2 separate regions of the Homo sapiens genome follow, and region 2 is linked to region 1. Evidence: chromatin loops called from intact Hi-C (ENCODE). Cell type or tissue: B cell. All regions are shown on one strand. Links, peaks and the distances in the headings refer to the core of each region. The heading gives the core; the rest is flanking DNA.

Region 1 (7,692 bases), core at 1,538-6,537:
AAGTTTTGTGAGATTTTGAGTTTAAAAGCAGAGAGCTTTATAGTAGGATAATGGCAAACAGGGTGAGAAAATCTCAAGGGCAGAGTGAAACTCAGCAGAACAAAGTCATAGCCACTTGTAAATAATCACCCTCCTTGGACTAAAGCTTGATGGTTCTGAGTTTTGTTGTATTACATAATGCTGTTTCTCCTCACTGCACCATACTCATCACATTTACTGTTCACATAAGCATCCCTCTGTCTCTCACACACACACACAGAGGTACCACACATATATATGCACATGTGTGAGTTTGTGAGTGCAAGTTCCCGTCTCCCTCACCCCAACACACACACACTCACACTCACGTACACACACACATGCACACACACATACATACTGAGGTTCAGGCAAAAACGTTATCCTATTTCTAGGACTGTCTTAGATGATGCATAGCCCTCTTTGCTCTTTCTTTCCTTTTTGGAGAGGTATAATTCCAGGGCTAGTAAGCAACCTTAAGCTCAGAAGAATGATTCTGGGACTTTCAGCCTGAAACGGAGCAAAACAGGTAACATTCATACCAGGACATAGTGAAGCTCAAGGCCCTAAGACAACCCTGTATTCCTCACCTTCTAGGTTTTCAAATTCATCCCAGCAAAATGCAAGCCAGAAAGAGTATCAGATGAGCTGTGACCTAATGGCCTTCACATTCTAGGCTATATATACAGGAGAACAAAAAGCAACTCTTCTTTTACCAAAAAGACAAATTGAATAGACCCCAAGGTGCCTAATGGCCCACTGGTAAGCAAAATCATGTCACCAACGGTAAGTTTTTCAAAATCATTACAGCAGGCCAGGCACAGTGGCTCATGTCTATAATCCAGTGCTATGGGAGGCTGAGGTGTGAGGACTTCTTGAGGCCAGGAGTTCAAGACTAGCGTGGGCAACATAGCAAGACCCCATCACTTCAAAAAAATATAAAAATTAGCCAGGCGTGGTGACATGTGCCTGTAGTCCTAGCTACTTGGGAGGCTGAGACAGGAGGATCTCTTGAGCCCAGGAGTTTTGAGGTTACAATGAGCTGTGATCATGTCACTGAACTTTAGCCTCGGTGACAGATCAAGACCCTGTTTCTACTTTTTTTTTTTTTTTTTTTTACTTTTGTTTTCTCACTCTGTCTTATGGTGCTGACCCTGTCTCTAAAAAACAAATAACCCAAAAAATCATTACAGCAAAATGCAAGACAATTAATATCAGATGAGCTATGATCTAGGAATCAAAGTACAAGTTGAGAATCCCTTATCCAAAATGCTTGGGACCAGAGTGTTTCATATTTTGGATTTTGGAATATTTGCATTCTATTTACCCTGGTTGACCATGCGAATTCCAAAAATCTACAGTCTGAGATGCACCAGTGAGCATTTCCTTGGACTGTCACGTCGGCACTCAAAAAGTTTCGGATTTTGGAGCATTCCAGATTTTGAATTTTCAGATTTGAGATGCTCAACCTGCATATTTACCTGTCAGAAATGGTTCAAGATTACAATCTTCCAAACAGGTTCAGTCTCAGGAGATCAAGATACCTAGAATGAATCTGATACTCCTTTCAAGCAATTGGAACATCAGATTCACCTAGAGGTCTAAGAAAAAAGTATCATCTTGTCAGTTTCCTCAAATAAGACTCTAGTCTCCCATCAAAAGAAGAAAGCCCAACTCACAATACACACTCAATAAATACTGTGGAAGACAGTGTTTCAACCCAGACTAACTTATCAATATTATGAATTCTGTAACACCCGATAATTGGAGAATACAATAAAACCAATTAATAACTCTCTTCAGAAAAAAAAAATTGGCTTATTAAAGTTGTAGGCTAGGGGCAGTGGCTCTCGCCTGTAATCCCAGCACTTTGGGAGACCGAGGCGGGTGGATGACGAGGTCAGGAGTTTGAGACCAGCCCGGACAACATGGTGAAACCCCGTCTCTACTAAACATACAAAAATTAGCCAGGCGTGGTGTGTGACCCAGCTACTTGGGTGACTGAGGCAGGAGAACTGTTTGAATCCGGGAGGTGGAAGTTGCAGTGAGCCGAGATTCTGCCACCGTACTCCAGCCTGGGCGACAGAGCAAGACTCCGTCTCAAACAAACAAACAAACAAAACAATTAAAAATGGCTGTAAACAGCAAGGCAATTCACCATAAGTGCCCTTGTCACAAAAGCCATTTTTAACTCCAGACTCATCCATCATTTTAAAAGAAGTGTCACAAAAATGTGCTTTAATAATTAAACAACATAAACAAGAAGTTAGACTTGTTCTTTCACAGGGTTACAAATGGTCTTATATTATTCCTGGTCTGGTGAATTCTGCTGATATATTTAAAGTTGTTATGAATAAGTAGAAAACAAGCATATTTGTGTTTTACCAAAAAGTTCATAAGCACTGATAGCACCGATACTTAAAGCATAATTGTCTAAAGTTCAAAAAGAAGATTTATGAGGTATAGGAAAAAAACAACAAAGAGAACAGATTTTTTAAGTTCATATCAAAGTAATGTATACACAGAGTCTAAGTCAGTATTAAACAGAAGAGCAGTTAAAATAGAACAAATTAGAGCCACATTAAAGTATTACTGTAATTACAGTTTTATAATTACAGTATAATTTAAATAACAGTATAACAGTATTTTTTAATTATCTAGGTTAATTCTGTTTTGATGCAATGTGCGGAGAAAATTGGTTGGCTTAGCTGTTCAAACATGCTATATATTTATGTATGCAAAGGATGCAAGAAACAAATAAAAGACTTTCTGTCAGTAAGAGGCAGTCTGGTTTCTAGGTAACAAATTTTATCTGAGTCCTTCAGCAAAAGGTGTTATCTTCACCGCTGCGTGAAAAAACAACTTGGGCCATCAAACCAAAGATGATGATCATTCAGAAAAAAGAGTCTAAAGAAGCACAAAGTGCCCTAAATTTGCAGTTTTTAGACACCCTTCTTTGAGAGCAGGGGTTGGCAAACTTTTTCAGGGCCAGATAGTAAATAATATAAGCTCTAAGGGCCATTTGGTCTCAGTCGTTAATGACTCAATTCTGCCACTGGAGCTCGAAAGCATCCATAAACAACATAAAAATGAGTGAGTATGGCTGTGTCCCAATAATTTTTTTTTTTTTTTTTTTTAAGACAGAGTCTTGCTATGTCACCCAGGATGGAAAGGCACAATCTCGGCTCACTGCAACCTCTGCCTCCCAGGCTCAAGCAATCCTCGTGCCTCAGCCTCCTGAGTAGCTGAGATTACAGGTGCATGCAACTGTACCCGCCTAATTTTTATTTTTTTAGGAGAGACGGGGTTTCGCTATGTTGGCCATGGTGGTCTTGAACTCCTGTGATCCACTCCCAACTCAAGTGATCCACTCCCCTTGGCCTCCCAAAATGCTGGGTGAGCCACTGAGGCCAGTCCCAATAAAACTTTACTTACGGACACTGACGTGATTTTCATGTAAGTTTCACTTTACAAAATATTCTTATTTCTCTTCAAACATTTAAAAATGTAAAGGTCTTGTTAGATCATGAGGGACAGGTTGGCCTTAGCCTGCAGGCTATAGTTTGCCCACCCCTATTAAGATGAATCCCAGGTGTGTGCAGCGGAAGACACTGGGCTCTTTCTCGCTAGAATTCAGGGTAATAGACACACTAAGCCAACACGTGAAGTTTTGCTTCCCCTCAGAAATAAATCTACACAAACTGAAATGCAATGGTGACTAACCACTAATTAAAGAGATTAGGCTTAAGAACTCTGTGGTTAGAAAATTAGCAAGAGCAAATTGCTTGAATTCGGATCACAGGAAGCCTGTTAGAGGCATCCAGAGGTAGACGTGGTATAAATATGTTTTTGCCAAAAGAAGCAACTCATTTCTCTCAGAGACCTGGAAGTAAGAGAAGTTGCTAGAGTGCTGATACGTGAATTGGCTTTGTTTTGAATACACGTCTTGCAATTTATTTGAAAAACCTTGTTTACTCAATATTCTCACCACCCCCCAGAAAGGAACACAAAGAAATATGCCTGACATCTAGTGGTGGCTTTGGGAAACTGTAGGTACATGACTTGTATTACTTTCTGAAAGAAAACCAAAACCAAAACAAAACGCAAAAACATAAATGGTGGGGAGGAGTCAGATGCCTGTGTATATAAATTGTGTTGGGTATAATTCATTCACTCAATACATTTTAGGTGCCTACCACGCACCAAGCAGTATTTCAGGTAATAGGAATTCGGCGGAGAACAAGATAAAGTCCAGCCTTTGTGGAGTTTACATTTTTGTGACATGATTAACTTTATTTGAAGGAAAAGACTTTAAAAGTTTATAGCCTTCTAGCCACTTAAAAGCACTTTCTCATACATTATCTTAAAAAAATCCTGAGACAATTAAGACAGGTTTTATTAACACCATTTTACAGAAAGGCAAACTGAGGTCTTTTTTTTTTTTTTTTTGAGATGGAGTCTTGCTCTGTCGCCCAGGATAGAGTGCAGTGGTGCAATCTCGGCTCGCTGCAACCTCTACCTCCTGGGTTCAAGCAATTCTCCTGCCTCAGCCTCCCAAGTAGCTGGGATTACAGGGGCCTACCACGACGCCCAGTTAATTTTTGTATTTTTAGTAGAGACGGGGTTTCACCATATTGGTTAAGTTAGTCTTGAACTCCTGACCTCAGGTGATCCACCCACCTTGGCCTCCCAAAGTGCTGGGATTACAGACATGAGCCACCGCACCAGGCCTGGAGTCCACACATTTTCTAAAGAGTCAGACTTCGATTTGTACTAATTTATTATTTTGCTGGCTACACACAAAAGGAAATATTGGTGAGCCTATCAGAAAAGTCTATCAACAGCATTAACCTTCAATTAAAAGGATCTCATGAACTAAATTCTGGTTAGCCTACTGCAACTATATAAAACTGGCTTCTTCACTCTCACTCAAACCTATTTGCAAACACTCAAACCTATTTGCAAATGCACAAAGTACTATGTGAACACTGTTAGCACCTTGCAGAGTAGCTAGAAGGTCCTCAATAAGTATTTGCTGAATTAATGAATAATTAAGAATCTTAGCAAGCGTTAAGAATTGCTATTCATGGCTGGGTGCAGTGGCTCACGCCTGTTATCTCAGCACTTTGGGTGGCCAAGGCAGGCAGATTGCTTGAGGTCAGGAGTTCGAGACCAGCTAGGCCAACACGGCGAAACCCCATCTCTACAAAAAATACAAAAAGTTAGCCAGGCATGGTGGCACGCACTTGTAGTCCTAGCTACTCAGGAGGCTGAGGCATGAGAATTGCATGAGCCTGGGAAGCGGAGGTTGCAGTGAGCTGAGATCACACCAGTGCACTCCAGCCTGGGCGACAGAGCAAGACTCTGTCTCCAAAAAAAAAAAAAAAAAGAACTGCTACTCATATGTTTGTATTTGTACTCTGCATTGCACTCTGAACATTTCTTAATACTTAGTGTTGAATTTTTAGTTTGCTTTCATATAACTAAAACTCTTTATGTCCTCCTAATGCAGTGGTTCTGTAAACTGATCAGATGTATTAGGGAACTTTTTCAAAAGGTGGATTCTTAGGCCACTTCCAGAATTATGGTTAAGTTGACCTAGAATGGAAGTAACTTGGTCATCTGTACTTTTTTTTTTTTTTTTTTTTTGAGACAGAGTTTCCCTCTTCTTGCCCAAGCTGGAGTGCAATGGCGTGATCTTGGCTCACCGCAACCTCCACCTCCCAGGTTCAAGCAATTCTCCTGCCTCAGCCTCCCGAGTAGCTGGGATTACAGGCATGCACCACCACACCCAGCTAATTTTGTATTTTTAGTAGAGATGAGGTTTCTCCATGTTGGCCAGGCTGGTCTTGAGCTCCGGACCTCAGGTGATCCGCCTGCCTCAGCCTCCCAAAGTGCTGGGATCACAGGCATGAGCCACCGTGCCCGGCCCTTCTGTACTTTTTAAGGCCTTCTGATTGATCTTGGTATCAGCCAAGTTTGGGAACCATTAACACGTATTGAATACAGAAAAAAAAATCTGTAAGACATAGAAACTCAAAGTTGAAAGGATCCTCAAAAGTTATCTAGTCAAACTAAATAGGATTAACTGCTCAACATCTCATCTAAATCTGAAAGAGAATCTACCAGAGCTTTTTTTTTTTTTTTTTTGGTGGGGGGGGTGGTCTGCTGACTATATTCTTGGCTTGGGAGTAATTCGGACTGATAAATAGTTAAACTATAAAATCTGAATTCTAGGTAGTATCTTGTAGAGTTGAAGACATTTGTAGAACAAGTTACTACAGCTGACCAGTATCTGGTTCTCCTCTCCTCCCTAGGTACACAGAAGGCTATTCAGGCTTGAAATTAGGTGGGGCTGTGAGGCAGGTGGTATGTGTCATTTCTGAACCAAAGCACAGAAGAATGGCTCTGAGCTGTCCCTACGCTTTCTTCCCCTGCTGCAGCAATGAGGAGGGCTCGTGTGAAGATGGTGGAGCCACAAGAGTAAAGCAGCCTACACCATCGAACCACTGCCCAGGTTGGCTGCTCCAGTCATTCCAGTCCACAACGGACTGGGTGTGAGTAACAAACAAACATTTATGAGCTGAACCACTGAGATCTGGTGGTTAATCTGCTACTATATTATTACTCGTGCTATCCTGAATATGTAATATTCATATCCCAGGACCCAGTAGTTAGCCTCCTACCTTACAGGATTTCTCCATACAAGAATGCTCAAAGCAGCACTGTAGGCTATAGTGAAAAATCGGAAATAATGTCCAGCAATGAAGAATGAATTACTCGTGGTAAAGTCATTCAATGGAATACCATTGGAGATTTTGGATAAATTTCAAAAACATATTACTTAATAAAGTAATAAACTTACAGAACGACATGTAGAGCATGACCATTTATATACAGTTTTAACATATCTGATTTTTATAGATGTATAAATATCTAATAAAAGTAGTTTAAAAAGTATAAAATCATGAATACCAAACAAATGATAGTGGCTACCCTTTGGGAAAAGGAAAGCGTGATTAGATGAGGAAGAGGGACACAGGAGACCACAGTTTTATCTACAATGTTTTATTCATTTTTTAAAAAAGATCCAAGCTGGGCGCAGTGGCTCACACCTGTAATCCTAGGAGGCTGAGGCAGGTGGATCACCTGAGGTCAGAAGTTCAAGACCAGCCTGGCCAACATTGTGAAACCCCACCTCTACCAAAAATATAAAATTAGCTGGGGGTGGTGGCACATGCCTGTAATCCCAGCTACTCGGGAGGCTGAGGCAGGAGAATCGCTTGAACCCAGGAGGTGGAAGTTGCAGTGAGCCAAGATCGCTCCATTGCACTCCAGCCTCGGCAACAAGAGCGAAATTCCGTCTCAAAAAAAAAAGAAAAAAAAATCCAAGGCAAATATATAGAATAAAATAAGAATTAATAAGGAAAAATCCAAGTTCTAATTCTTAGCTCTCAGTCCCAGCTGCATTTTTACTTAAATTTCTAACAGAAAACTCGATATGGGGAGGGCTTTTTAAATAGAAGAAACGTGAAGTCAGGTTCACCCAAAGACAGGGAAGTGGAGCCACAGAAAGGCCTGGAACCTCTGAAGGAGGGGTGAGAGGTTGCATTAAGATAAGAGGACTGGTTGAAAGAATGGATAAGAAGCAGCAAATTCCCACCCAATCCCCAC
Region 2 (7,692 bases), core at 1,416-6,415, 110 kb before region 1:
GAGTAGAGGCTACTACTGGTGCTTAGTGGGTAAAGTTAAGGATGCTGCTAAACATCCTTAACAGCCTGACCAACATGGAGAAACCCTGTCTCTACTAAAAATACAAAAAAAATTAGCCAGGTGTGGTGGTGCATGCCTGTAATTCCAGCTGCTTGGGAGGCTGAGGCAGGAGAATCGCTTGAACCTGGGAGGCGGAGGTTGCGGTGAGCCGAGATCGTGCCATTGCACTCCAGCCTGGGAAACAAGAGTGAAACTCCGTCTCAAAAAAAAAAAAAAAAATTCGAGACCAGCTTGGCCAACATTGGCCAACATAGTGAAATCCCATCTCTACCAAAAAAACACATATGTTTTTCTATAACACATACAACAACTACTTGCAAAAAGAGAGTTAACTGGCCCCGAATGTCACTAATGCTGAGAATGAGAAGGATGGCTGAGGGTGACTTAGTCATGAGGTCCTACAGAGGATGGTCTGCCCAGGGCTATTTTCCTGGGTGGTGAGCTGCTGTGGAAAGAAGGGTAGGCAGCCAGCATCCTCAGGTTAGTTAGACCTTCAAAGGGCCCAAGAATAGACTGCCGTATCTTCTGCACACTTGGGATGTCCTGGGGTGGCTACAGATCTGAGAGTCTCCTAGAATCTCTCTTGATTTTCTGAGGTCTGAGCAGGTTAAAAATTGGAGTTGAAATTTCCAATGTGAAAGCAATTAACAGAAAATTATATATACATTTAAATTAATAATACATAATAATAAAAGTACTGAAGGGTTTATGGTTAGCCATCTGTGCAGAGCTGGTGAGCTGGCATGGATCCTTATTATAATAAAAGTGCCACTTTAGCAAATGACATGACATTTCTCAAAAGAAGATATACAAATGGCCAACAAACATATGAAAAAATGCTCAACATCACTAACCATCAGGGAAATGCAAATCAAAACCACAATGAGATACCACCTTACCCCTGCAAGAATCGTCATTATTGAAATATCCAAAAACAATATACTTTGGCATGGATGTGGTGAAAAGGGAATGCTTATACACTGCTGGTGGGAAAGTAAATTAGTACAACCACTATGGAAAATAGGATGGAGATTCTTTGAAGAACCAAAAGTAGACCTACCATTTGATCCAGCAATCCCACTACCGGGTATCTACCCAAAGGAAAAGAAGTCATTATATGAAAAAGACACACGCACACATATGTTTACTGCAGCCCAGTTCACAACTGCAAAGATACAGAACCAACCTAAGTGCCCATCAACCAATGAGTGAATAAAGAAAACGTGGTAGTATATATACACCATGGAATACTACTCAGCTATAAAAAGGAATGGAATATCTTTTGCAGCAACCTGAATGGACCTGGAGGCTACTTTTCTAAGTGGGGTAGCTCAAGAATAGAAAACCAAATGCTGTGTGTTCTCACTTATAAGTGGGAGCTAAGCTATGAGTATGTAAAAACACACAGAGTGATATAATGGACTATGGAGCCTCAGAAGGGAGAGGTTGGGAGGGGCGTGAAGGATAAAAAACTACATATTGGGTGCAATGTACACTAGTTGGGTGACGGGTGCACCAAAATGTCAGAATTCACCACTAAATCACTCATCCATGTAACCAAAAACCACTTGTACCCCAAAAGCTGTTGTAATAAAAAAAATATTTAACAAAGTACCACTTGACTGGGCACGGTAGCAACACTTTGGGAGGCTGAGGCAGGCTGATCACTTGAAGTCAAGAGTTTGAGACTGGGCAGGTGCTGTGGCTCATACCTGTAATCCCAGCACTTTGGGAGGCTGAGGTGGGTGGATCACCTGAGGTCAGGAGTTCGAGACTAGCCTGACCAACGTAGAGAAACCCCGTCTCTACTGAAAATACAAAAAAAATTAGCCGGGTGTAGTGGTGCATGCCTGTAATTCCAGTTACTTGGGAGGCTGAGGCAGGAGAATTACTTGAACCTGGGAGGTGGAGGCTGCGGTGAGCCGAGATCGTGCCATTGCACTCCAGCCTGGGCAACAAGAGCGAGACTCTGTCTCCAAAAAAAAAAAGAGTTCGAGACCAGCTTGGCCAACATAATGAAATCCCATCTCTACCTCCCCCAAAAAACCAACAAAAATTAGTTGGGTGTGGTGACGTGCACCTGTAGTCCCAGCTACTCAGGAGGCTGAGGCAGGAGAATCGCTGGAACCCAGGAGGTGGAGGTTGCAGTGAGCCAAGATCACACCACTGCACTCCAGCCTGGACACCAGAGTGAGACTCCATCTCAAAAAAAAAAAAAAAAAAAAAAAAAGCACCACTTTAGCTGCAGTTAACTTCATTGCCTATAATTTTATAAAATAGCCTTCTACTTTTCTTTTTTTAAACATCAGGGCATCTATATTGCAGCTCCAAATGCATACTGCCAAAGTATGATTAGGAGTAAATGGAGAAGAGTGTAAGAGTCTATGGAACTTGTTATAACATGCATCTTTTAGCTGAAACTAAGCAGATGTTCTTTTCCATGAAGGACGCTCCAAACCTTAGCACTATCGTTACTATGGAACATCAGAACCAACCTGAGGGTCAGCTATAAAACCTGTTACCCTAGAGACTGGTACAGCTTCATGATTTGACGAAATGCCTCCAGATGCTCTCAGAGTGAAGTTATGGAAACAATCCCATGCTGAAAGAAGATGCTGAGGTGAGGCACAACAGAGAGGAAGAATGCCAGGGAAACCTGTCCTGCTGGAGACATGGCCAAGAATCACGCAGGTGAGCCACAGGAGAAGGGCATCAGGGATGCAGCTGATGTTTTCTTAGGATATTTTCTTCTGTCTGGAAAAGTGGCAGGTGGGAGGCTGGCATGAATAAACCCTGGGGAAGAAGTTATTGAAAGAAAACCCAGACAATGAAGTAAGGGCCACAGGATTTCAAAGTCAGGAAAGGAGAAATCAGTGAAATAAACCCAACTGGATTTCATTCATTCATTCATTCATTCATTCACTCATTCATTCCTCTATAGGCCAGGACCCAAATAGATCTCTATAGACCCTTCTAGGTTTATAGCCTTTCTCCAGAGTACCAACTGGTACAATGATGAAAGGATCCAAAAACTGTGGAGCTGGAAGTTTACTGATGAGGAAAATGAGGTTTGTAAAGGTTACGTGCTTGTTTAGATGAAAAAGAAATGGGATTTAGCTGGCAAGACTCGATTAGTGAGAAGGGCAGTCCATTCATGTGTAATTCACAGATTTAAGATTTACATCTTTGTTCAGTGGAGTGACATTATTTGACAGGAGGTGGTGCTGAGGAGGTTGGACAGGACAAAGCCCACTTTTCAGAGTTGGGTACACTTTACTACTCTATTGAACATTTTCTTTCCTAAGTTGCTGATAACTTCCTTATTGTCAAATTCATGGGCTTCCTTGTCTTATTGTCTCACTAACTTCCTCCTTCTTGCAACTATCTGGGCTTCCAAGAGAACCGACGGTCCTTCTCCTGCCTCCTTTTTCTTCTTTTTGTCTACTGTGGGTTTTCCCTAAGGCTCACGTTTATGGTTTCAATCCTCATTTTGTGTTGAAGGGTTCCAAGTCTACATTGCTAGCCCTGTTTTCCCATTGAAATTTCAGTTGCGCATGTCCAAATACCTAGCAGGTCTTTTTGCTTGACTGCCTGGCTATGGGACATAATAGCATGTCCAAAATCAGATCAAAGTCCCCTCCTAACCCAGATCATGTCTCTATTTTCACTTGTTCAGTAAATGACACCCATCATTTCCCTAGATTCTTAGGCTCCAAGCCTACAAATCATTTTTTCTTCATCCTTTTCTGTTAATGCTTTGCTGAGATTCAGTCTGTAGTATTCTGGGGGAGGCAGTGTGTCCTAGGAATTCAATATTCTTCCAGTGGAAGAATTTCTCCAGTTGGCTGAGGAGATAATGTTTTTGGAGGCCCTGAAGGATGGTTTTCATATGCTGTGTGCATTCTGGTCAGGAGAGGAAAAGACAGAAATATAGTACAGGAGGGAAATTTAGGAAGTAGGTAAGGAAATCTCTCAGCCTGACATTGATGAGTGATGAAAAATATTGGGGGGTGTGGCACACACCCCAAAGCTACTTTTCTCTTGTATCCTCGGACTCTTGTTAGGTGCTCAGGGAGTTTTGGGGGAGTGAAATACAAACACCCATCCCCCATCCCCACCACGCAAGACAGGACCATCTGGAAATGAACCTTCTGGGTATGCAAGAGTAAGTTCCTGAACATAAAAGAAACCAAAACCATTTTTGTTCATCTATGATGCTTTCCCAGAAGGATCTTGATGAAAAGAGGGGAAATGAGAACAAAAATAACTCGGGGAAGTCTGAATTATATGAGGTATTCAAACTTTATCAGGTCCCCAGAGACACAGGTATGGGGCTTCAGTCACGCCACCCTGCCATGACGAGGCGGGGGGGCAATGGTTTAAAGGCATTTTGTTACTGACTAGCTGCTTCACTCATTAGCTTCATGTTCCTGGAATGTGCGATAAAAAGAACAATGTATAGATAATCAATAGCTTATGTTATTATTTTTTTAAAACGTATCTGGCCTGTGACACAACCCTCAGGAGATCCTGAGAACACATGCCCTGCTTATGTTACTTTAATGTAAGTTCTTGGTAAACAACTTAGGAACTGCCTTTTCTTTTTTTTTTTTTTTTTTAAACCCACTGTAACTGCTGCTAATCAGAATGTATATTCAGGGCAATTTGAATCTTTGCTCCTGGGGGGCCATCCTCAAGCTTTGGGCTCAAATAGACTTATACTTAACCATAAAGAAAAACCATAGCTGGGCGCGGTGGCTCATGGCTGTAACCCCAGCACTTTGGGAGGTCGAGGCAGGCAGATCACCTGAGGTCAGGAGTTTGAGACCAGCCTGGCCAACATGGCAAAACCCCATCTCTACTAAAAATACAAAGATTAGCTGGGCGTGGTGGCGTGCGCCTGTAATCCCAGCTACTTGGTAGGCTGAGGCAGGAGAGTCACTTGAACCCGGGATGCAGAGGTTGCAGTGAGCTGAGATCATGCCATTGTACTCCAGACTAGGCAAGAAGAGTGAAACTCCGTTTCAAAAAAAAAAAAGAAAAGAAAAACCAAACCTATTTTTAGTATTATAGTGATATTTCCTCTTTTTGGAAAAAAAATAACAACAAACTGCCAGGTCCCTACGGTGAGTACAGGTGCCAAGACCGATGAATACACCCTGCCAACTCTTGCAAGGCCATGTGTGGGAGGGAGCCAGCAGTAGCAGACAGTCTATGCACATATCCTGGGACTGCGACCCAGGATAAAGGTTTGTGGGAGAGTCCTACGTATAGCACAGCGATCCTCATTTACCAACAGACATCTGTACCATTTGCCAACTTAGGAGGGCCGCAGTGGTGCCTGAGGCCCGGGATACCACTGGCCCGGCTTGTGTTTCTGCATTTAGGGTATCATGTCAACCATGAAATAACTTTCAGACTATTTGATGGTGGTATTTGTGTACGATTTCTCTTTTTATCCTCCAAAAGGCCAGGCTCACTGTCTTGAACATATATAGTAAAACACCGCTAAATAAATAAATGAATGGCAATCCTTTGCCTTTTGGGAAGTAGACTCAGGCTTCTATTTCGGAAGATTAAGAGCCACGGAGCCCAGAAGATTGCAGAAGCATGTGAATCTGAATCGCTTCCCAGTGAGACTGTATCCAAAGGCTAAGAAGGGAACGTGACCCATGAGGCATGCTAACATCAAGGGGTTCACCAACAATCTCTTTAATGGCCAAAGAGGAGGTTTCTTTTTCTTGTTGCATAGGTTTGTTTTTCTGAAAGTACTTTCTCTTAAACTTACAAAGTTAGTATTCATGAGGTTTATGTGAGCCCTTGTGGGTCGACCATTGCTAACTAAACATTAAGTGCCCTTCCTTTGAGGTATATTTGGTAGAGCTGTGATCAGAAAGGGGGGCTTCCTGGAGCCAGGCCAAACCATGCTCTCTTTGGTATAGCTGTAGGTGGGTATTTGTCTGGGTCTTGGAAATCAGATAGGGCATGATGGCAAGATCCCACGTGATAGCCAAACTCACTGAAGTAAAAGGAAAGGTCCCAAGTGTGGCAAAGTTCTCTTGGCCAATTCCCCAAGATTCCACTAATCACATTATTTTCAGAGTGCCAGGTATATTATCCTTTGGCCCACTGCCCCACTACCTAAGCTGGGCCAAGGCCACCCTGAAGGAGCTTCCTATCCTTACATAACTTTTACTGTCTAAAGTTACAGTCTTTAAGCCTGATGATCATTATATAAAATGTTCTATTAAACATATATAAAGTCTTTTTAAGTCTTTAAGCCAGATGATCATTATTAGATAATTAACTTCTAATAGGAGAGATCAGATAAATGTTGGAGGAAACAAATCCTTCATGAATAAACAGAACCCCTTTCCTTGGATAGCTCAGTGAATGTGGTATTAGAGATCCAGCAGTGAAATTTTATGGTGCACTGAGTCACTGGGAAAAATGGAACCCTAAAATGTTCCTAGATGAACTTGTACATCTGAACTGTTTCCAGACTAGGATTGGGATATTGTTTGATTGAGGCCAGAGAGGCCCATAGCTCAAATGCACCAATGGTCATAAACACCATTGCCAGTAGGGACTTCATCAGTCTCTGGTGACCCTAGTGTCCCTCTGTAACATGCTGATGAATCCTACAACCGTATTTCTGACTGTAAGCACTGGGCTTTTACTGAGCAATATTTAAAATATTTTCAAACGATGCAAATAACTATAGATATCCTGCATTTTATAGATTATTATCTTTAAAAGACAAGGTGATTTTTATGCCATGTATCAGTATATTTTCTTTAGCTAGAAATAACAACATTAATAATTAATAATAATACTAATCAGCTTGGTGTTTGTATTTTTTTGGTAACAAATTTTTTTCAGATTCCTTTTTAAAAAAATTATTTTCATTATTTGCTTTCTTGGGAAATCAGACACCTTTTTTTTTTAATACTTTAAGTTCTAGGGTACATGTGCACAACGTGCAGGTTTGTTACATATGTATACATCTGCCATGTTGGTGTGCTGCACCCACTAACTCGTCATTTACATTAGGTGTATCTCCTAATGCTATCCCTCCCCCCTCCCCCCACCCCACGACAGGCCCCGGTGTGTGATGTTCCCCTTCCTGTGTCCAAGTGTTCTCACTGTTCAATTCCCACCTATGAGTGAGAACATGCGGTGTTTGGTTTTTTGTTCTTGCGATAGTTTGCTGAGAATGACGGTTTCCAGCTTCATCCATGTCCCTACAAAGGACACAAACCCATCCTTTTTTATGGCTGCATAGTATTCCATCGTGTATATGTGCCACATTTTCTTAATCCAGTCTATCATTGTTGGTTCCAAGTCTTTGGACATTTGGGTTGGTTCCAAGTCTTTGCTATTGTGAATATTGCCACAACACACATACGTGTGCATGTGTCTTTATAGCAGCATGATTTATAATCCTTTGGGTATATACCCAGTAATGGGATGGCTGGGTCAAATGGTATTTCTAGTTATAGATCCTTGAGGAATTGCCACACCGTCTTCCACAATGGTTGAACTAGTTTACAGTCCCACCAACAGTGTAAAAGTGTTCCTATTTCTCCACATCCTCTCCAGCACCTGTTGTTTCCTGACTTTTTAATGATC

Evidence for each region. Hi-C counts contacts between places; a loop is a spot of excess contacts. Peaks named below come from ENCODE experiments on the same cell type or tissue, not always from the same donor. Only the 100,000 strongest peaks of a DNase experiment are listed, where the experiment ranks them.
Region 2: it touches region 1 in a loop (11-fold over the local background); 5 of 110 quality-filtered maps call a loop at or near these places.

The regions. Positions count from the first base shown.
Region 1 is chr2:25,518,252-25,525,943 of GRCh38, forward strand. The region is part of intron 9 of DTNB (dystrobrevin beta); the gene reads right to left. Among named protein-coding and RNA genes, the nearest start is that of DTNB-AS1, 100 kb to the left of the region's middle. RefSeq lists enhancers at 1-22, 4,107-4,156, 6,460-6,539. In B cell, for the core only: a CTCF peak has its summit at 4,025 (motif pointing left); a DNase peak (open chromatin) is centred at 4,060; H3K4me3 peaks cover 350 bases.
Region 2 is chr2:25,406,274-25,413,965 of GRCh38, forward strand. All of the region lies in intron 16 of DTNB (dystrobrevin beta), which reads right to left. Among named protein-coding and RNA genes, the nearest start is that of DTNB-AS1, 11 kb to the right of the region's middle. RefSeq lists an enhancer at 4,137-4,256. In B cell, for the core only: no CTCF peak of the experiment used is centred there; DNase peaks (open chromatin) are centred at 3,340, 4,318 and 5,198; H3K4me3 peaks cover 1,365 bases; H3K27ac peaks cover 2,098 bases.